2 separate regions of the Homo sapiens genome follow, and region 2 is linked to region 1. Evidence: chromatin loops called from intact Hi-C (ENCODE). Cell type or tissue: Calu3. All regions are shown on one strand. Links, peaks and the distances in the headings refer to the core of each region. The heading gives the core; the rest is flanking DNA.

Evidence for each region. Hi-C counts contacts between places; a loop is a spot of excess contacts. Peaks named below come from ENCODE experiments on the same cell type or tissue, not always from the same donor. Only the 100,000 strongest peaks of a DNase experiment are listed, where the experiment ranks them.
Region 2: it touches region 1 in a loop (9-fold over the local background); 5 of 110 quality-filtered maps call a loop at or near these places.

Annotation. Positions count from the first base shown.
Region 1 is chr6:21,219,023-21,221,932 of GRCh38, forward strand. The region is part of intron 15 of CDKAL1 (CDKAL1 threonylcarbamoyladenosine tRNA methylthiotransferase); the gene reads left to right. Among named protein-coding and RNA genes, the nearest start is that of LINC00581, 290 kb to the right of the region's middle. In Calu3, for the core only: no CTCF peak of the experiment used is centred there; DNase peaks (open chromatin) are centred at 1,069, 1,479 and 1,769.
Region 2 is chr6:21,586,315-21,589,224 of GRCh38, forward strand. No RefSeq gene overlaps it. Among named protein-coding and RNA genes, the nearest start is that of SOX4, 6.0 kb to the right of the region's middle. RefSeq lists enhancers at 293-825, 1,466-2,123, 2,891-2,910 and silencers at 821-880, 1,021-1,100. In Calu3, for the core only: CTCF peaks have their summits at 1,281 and 1,483; DNase peaks (open chromatin) are centred at 1,477, 1,837, 2,257, 2,587 and 1 weaker place.

The DNA.
Region 1 (2,910 bases), core at 247-2,746:
AGGGAGAATGGGCATGTCTTGGAACAGATTTTTGGAAGAAAGCATAATAGAACTTTGGGAGTGATAGGAAAATATGTAGAGATGTGATCTTTCTTCAGATGGTTGGGTTCAGTTTAGTGTAATTATAGTAAGTACAGTCATCTCTTGGTATCTGTGGGGGATTGGTTCCAGGACCCCCGATGGGTACCAAAATTCATGGATGTTCAAATTCCTTATATAAAATGACATAGTTTTACATATAAACTACCCACATTTTCCCATGTATTATCTCTAGATGACTTTTGATATCTAATACAATGCCTACACATCTCTTCAGATTCATGGATTCAACATAGTATTCAGTGTGTGACAAATTCAAGTTTTGCTTTTTGGAATTTTGTGGAATTTTTCCCCCCTGAGTGTTTTCTATTTGTGGTCAGTTGAACTTGTGGGTGTGGAACCCACAAATATGGAGGACCAATTGTATAAACCATGTAATTTTTCCTAACTAGTTTATCTGCATTTTCCAAGCTGCAAAACTATCATGGTGATATGTAGGAAACATTTTACATATTAGCTTCTCATTTATGAGATTCTTTGAGATAGAGAAAAGCACCTGCCGTCTCCTTTATTCGTTTTATGCAGTTTATAGAGCTCAGTGATGCTGAAACCGTATTTCCAGTGTCACTGAAAATGATACTAAGAACAGGATGAGAGGGTTGTATTGTAATAACAGCTAACATCACACATGTCTTCTTTTTCATTTAAAATACAAACCAAACATCTGCCAACACACTTTCATGGTTACCTAGTTGGAATGAAACCCTTAGGAACAATTATTTTGAGTTGAACTGATGACTTAAAGATGAAGTTTAATACACCCAATTGTTATGTTTGTGAACATCCTGGCTCAGTGCTTCCTGTGTGCGCTGCATGGAATGAGAATGGTTTCGGGTGTGAGAGACTATTGAAAAGATTTCTTCATCAGTAAAGCATCTTGACCCAATTCACCTTTTATTTCTTCAACTTTGCCACACCTGTGGGGCAGCTTTCATTCATACTGATGCTTATCTCCAGCCACTAATGAGGAATAGATGAGTTCAGGTTTCTACTACTATCATGAATGTTGGGATTACAGGCTTCATGGTTCTAAGTGTGCCTCTTGGTTCCTTTTTTATGTTAAAGCTCGTGCGTGCGTGCGTGTGTGTGTGTGTGTGTTTGCGAGCACATGTGCACTTGTCCATATATCTTAGGCTGATATTTAGTTAGCAGAAGAGACTTAAATGACAAGTTCTAGAATAATTTCCAAATTTCCAAACTTTGACCCAGTAAATAACTAACTTGTGTTTTCCTTATGTGCAGTTACTAAGAGAACCTTTTCTACGTACCTCTCTTTGGAGAAAAAAATTTAAACAATGAGGAAGCAGTAAAGATAAATGTATCTCCAGCTAAGGTGCCAGATCTCTGATAGCATACCTTCTTGGCAGGGCTTACTTTGTGGAATTGGAGAAGTTATGTATAAACAAATGCCAGCGCACCACTGTTGGCAAAGATTTCTATACTGTGTTATTAATTCTAGATCTGGTTCTTCTGTCCTACACCCTCCCCTTATTTTGGTAAATGTAACAAGCCAAAAATTAGGAAACTATTATAAGCTCATTTGAGTGAATATTTGTTACTAAGCCAAAGATTAAGACAGCTAAAAATGAAGGTATTCAGATAGAAGCCCACAGCTGGAGTGTCGAGAATGCATTACAAAGCCTGAGGGGCCACCTTTGCTCATTCCTTCTTATGAAGGTCTGATGCAGCAGTTCCTGTTAGGGATGCTTACCTTAGGAGGTGCTTCCTGAAGTTTATACTGGAGAGATTAAAATATAATTGTGGGCCAGGCACGGTGGCTCATACCTGTAATCCCAGCACTTTGGGAGGCCGAGGTGGGTGGATCACCTGAGGCCAGGAGTTCAAGACCAGCCCAGACAACATGGTGAAACCCCATTTCTACTAAAAATACAAAAATTAGCTGGGCGTGGTGGCACATGCCTGTAATCCCAGCTACTCGGGAGGCTGAAGCAGGAGAGTCACTTGAACCCGGGAGGCGGAGGTTGCAGTGAGCCAAGATCACACCACTGCACTCCAATCTAGGTGACAGAGCGAGACTCTATCTCAAAAAATAAAAATAAAATGTAATTGTGATAGAGATAGCTTATAATTTTGTATTCAATACCAGAATTTTTTTCATGGAGGGGAAACAAGGTCTTTCTCTGTCACCCAGGCTGGAGTGCAGTGGTGCCATCACAGCTCACTGCAGCCTCCACCTCCTGGGCTCAAGTGATCCTCCTACCTTAGCCTCCCGAGTAGCTGGGACTACAAGCACATGCCACAATACCCAGCTAATTTTGTATTTTTTGTAGAGAGGGGGTTTCGCCATGTTGCCCAGGTTAGTGTAGAAGTCCTGGGCTCCAGCAGTCCACCCACCTTGGCCTCCCAAAATGCTGGGATTACAGGTGTGAGCCACCATGCCCAGCCAATTTCAAGATTCTTTTCTATAGTATACTGTACTGCATAATGTATGTTTTAAGATTGTTTCCTTGCATTGGTCACATATTTGGTTTCAGTAGGTTTTCTGCAGAGCCCATATGTTCAGGCATGGTGGGGGGAAAAAAGCCTGTTCTAAACTCTAATTTATCCTGAGATCTGAGCTATCAAACAATTTTTTCTTCATCCCTGTTAGATTGCACTTCAAGCTCTTAACAGTGCCTCTGAGCCATGAGAAAAATTTACACATGAGAAATGTTTTGAAGCCATTAAAGTAAGTTCAGAGCTTAAGAGTTGCTTTCACATCTCTTGAGTCAGATGAAATGCGGGCTTACAGAGAGTAATAATTAGGTGATGGGCAGATGCCAAGCTTTGTTTTTTGATACGATTATCTCT
Region 2 (2,910 bases), core at 139-2,638, 370 kb after region 1:
ATTTTTAAATTTTTGGACAACATTTTGGGTGTTCTAGTGAAATACAGCCCTACCATGCATATTTGAAATGTATATTATCTTATTATAAATTACCTACTGTGTATTTCTCCTTTAACATTGTAGTTTGAACATTATGGTTTCTTTTTTAATTTTGTGCATAGTAAGTTACGTAATCCACAGATTTTATTTCAGGAGAGTAAAGTTATATTACAAAATATTTGTTACAATAAGGCAGCGGTTTGGGTCTGATATTTTTGAAATTAATGAGTTAAGTTTGAGTGTTTTAAGTACTAGCCTTCAGTTATTTTTGAATCGTGATAGCCAGATAAAGTGTCACTAAATTATTTTTTTAACTTGGAATGTGGGACAGGAAGGATGGAGTTTCATGCTTCAGGAAGCAGTGAAAAATCACAAAACCTCTGTACTGCTAGACCCAACACTTTTCCAGATCCCCAAACTATCTCTATCACCCTCCTTTCATGGCAAATTTGCATATGCATTATTGTCAGAATTTTGAACTTATTTTACAACCATATACACAGAATTCTTTTCTAGCTTGCTGCTTAACTGAACAGATGGTGCAGTTTCCCAGCCCAGCAGCTGGAGGGGACCGAGGATGCGCTCGGCACACAGTAGGAGCACCATAAACGTTGATTGACTGAGTTCATTGAGGCGGTTGACGCCAGGCCATCCACTCCCACGCGGTACTCTTATCTTTCTCCAGGCCCACACCCCTGGCCCGAGAGGCGGTAGCTGGGAGCAGATGGCGAGTCCCGGGTGCCAGGTGTACTGCACTCCAGGCGCGGTCTGGGGCACTGGGTTCTACGGTCCCTGCCCCACCCCTCCCATCCCTATGAGTTCCCCCAAAGCTGTCTGCGCCAAGTGTGACGTCTGACTACGGCGGGAACATGGGAGGGGAAGGGCTGGAAGAAAGGAGATCGGTTGCCTGGCGAGGGGGCCCGTGCGTCCTACAGTCGCTACCCGCCACGCACGCGTCCCTCTCCTCCTGACCCGCGTCACTTAGCAGCCAATGCGGTCTCCGTGCCTTCCCACTTCCCCGCAATCAAGCGCCTTTCTTCCTCCGCCTCCCCTCTTTCTGTTATCTGACATTTTGCTCTGCTTCCCTCTGCCCACTCCCCAGCGGGATTCCCTCCCTGGCAGACGCGCGCGCCCCAGCCCGCCCTCGCACAACCTCCAATAGCAGGTCAACTGGCTTGTAACGCTGGCTTAGGGTTGCTCTTGAAGTGTTTTTCCAAAAGCGAAATCACCCGCTTTCCCCCACGGGGCTAAAACTGTAATTGCAACAACGGGCTGTTGCGTTGGGGGTGGGAAGCCCGTCGGGCGTGCCCCACCTAGACCGCCTGCTGGGGCCACTGGGGTGGTTTTGCCGCCCCCTCAACCCCTGCCACCCCGGGTCGAGTAGGCAGCTCCACCCGGACGCTTGCGCCAGGGCCTGACTGCCGCGGCTGCCAGCGGAAAGGCAGAGACCAGCTGATCCAAGGAGGACAAAGCGAGCCGAGACCTTCCGCAGAGCTTGGCTTCCTCGTAACTGCGCCCAGGGCGCAGCCTCTCCCTGTTAACTACCTGCCATATGTTCCCTTCTCTCAGACCCGAAACCGCCTCCTACAGGTGCTGGGGACTGAATCTGGAGCTTCGGGCGCGGCCCTTGACAAGGGCGCCTGGCACCCTGGGGCGCCTCCGTGGCCCTCGCAAACTCAGAGAGCCCCCACCGTCCAGTCTTTCCTGCACGAGCGAGGGATCGAGGGAAGGCGCCAATGCACGTCTGTCCCTCCGTGATCCGCGCAGAAGGGACGCTTGAAGACTGGGGTGCAATGAATTGTCGACTTCCCTCAGCTCTCAGCCCTTTTCCTCCCCCCGCGCGCCGTGCACGCGCAGCCTGCTCTGCCCTTCTGAAAGAGACGCTGCAGCTGCGCTCTCAATGGGGCCTCAGCCTGCGGGGTCCGGGGAGGGGATGAAGTGGGTGGTTGCCCAGCCGGTGTACGAAGGTCGTGTGCCTGCCGAAGAGTGGGTCCCACACGCACAGCGCGCGCCGTACCAACCAAGCAAGGCTCACAGAGAGCATTTAGTCGTCCAGAGCAAAGGATGCTGGGCACTCAAGAGAGCAGGGGGCCAAGTGGCTGTCAGTTCTGGTCAGTGACGGAACTGGACAGCATCTCCAAGGGCCAGGGGATGGGGTAGGAGGACGGAGGAGCCAAGCTCCTGGGAAACGACCCCCCCAACCTATCCGCGACCGGTTGCAAATTCAAAGGAGGGCTGGGAGCCCGCGAGGGTGCGGGAGGTGTCCTCGCTTGGGCTGCGTCTGCGCCCGCGTTTGTGTGTGTGTGCGCGCGCGTGTCTTCAGCTCCTTCCCCGGTCGTAAAACCTAAACGGAAGACGGGTGTTAAAATGCTGCTGACAGGATCGCCTGAAACATGTTTACAGTAGGAAGGACTTTCCTCCAGAAAGCACAGTCTGAGTCGATTCCAATTTATTTCCTCCCTGTAACTGTAAGCGAAAGGAGAGGTTCGGCTGCCGCGGCGGAGCGAGGCTGAGCACCATTAATCCTTGGCGAGCTTAAGCCAGGGAGAGCGCCGTGCCTGCGAGACCGAGTCGCTGCGCTCCGGAAGGCGTTCTGCCTGAAGGAAACCTCTTTTTTTTTTTTTTTTTTTTTTTTTTTTTTTGAGTAGGGAGTGGCCTTTGCACTGGAGTCCTTAAGTAAGGCGCGTCGTTTCTCTGCAGCCGCTCTCGGAAGCCGGAGAAACTGCATTCACTTTAGCAAGAAGACAGGGAAACTGAAATTGATAATCCCCCGAGTTGGGTTACCTGATCCAGACAGGAAGCTGGTCTAGGCTTCCCCCGTCACCCGGAGCTCCTGACAAGTGAGCAGGAGGCGGCGGGTGGTTGCCCTAA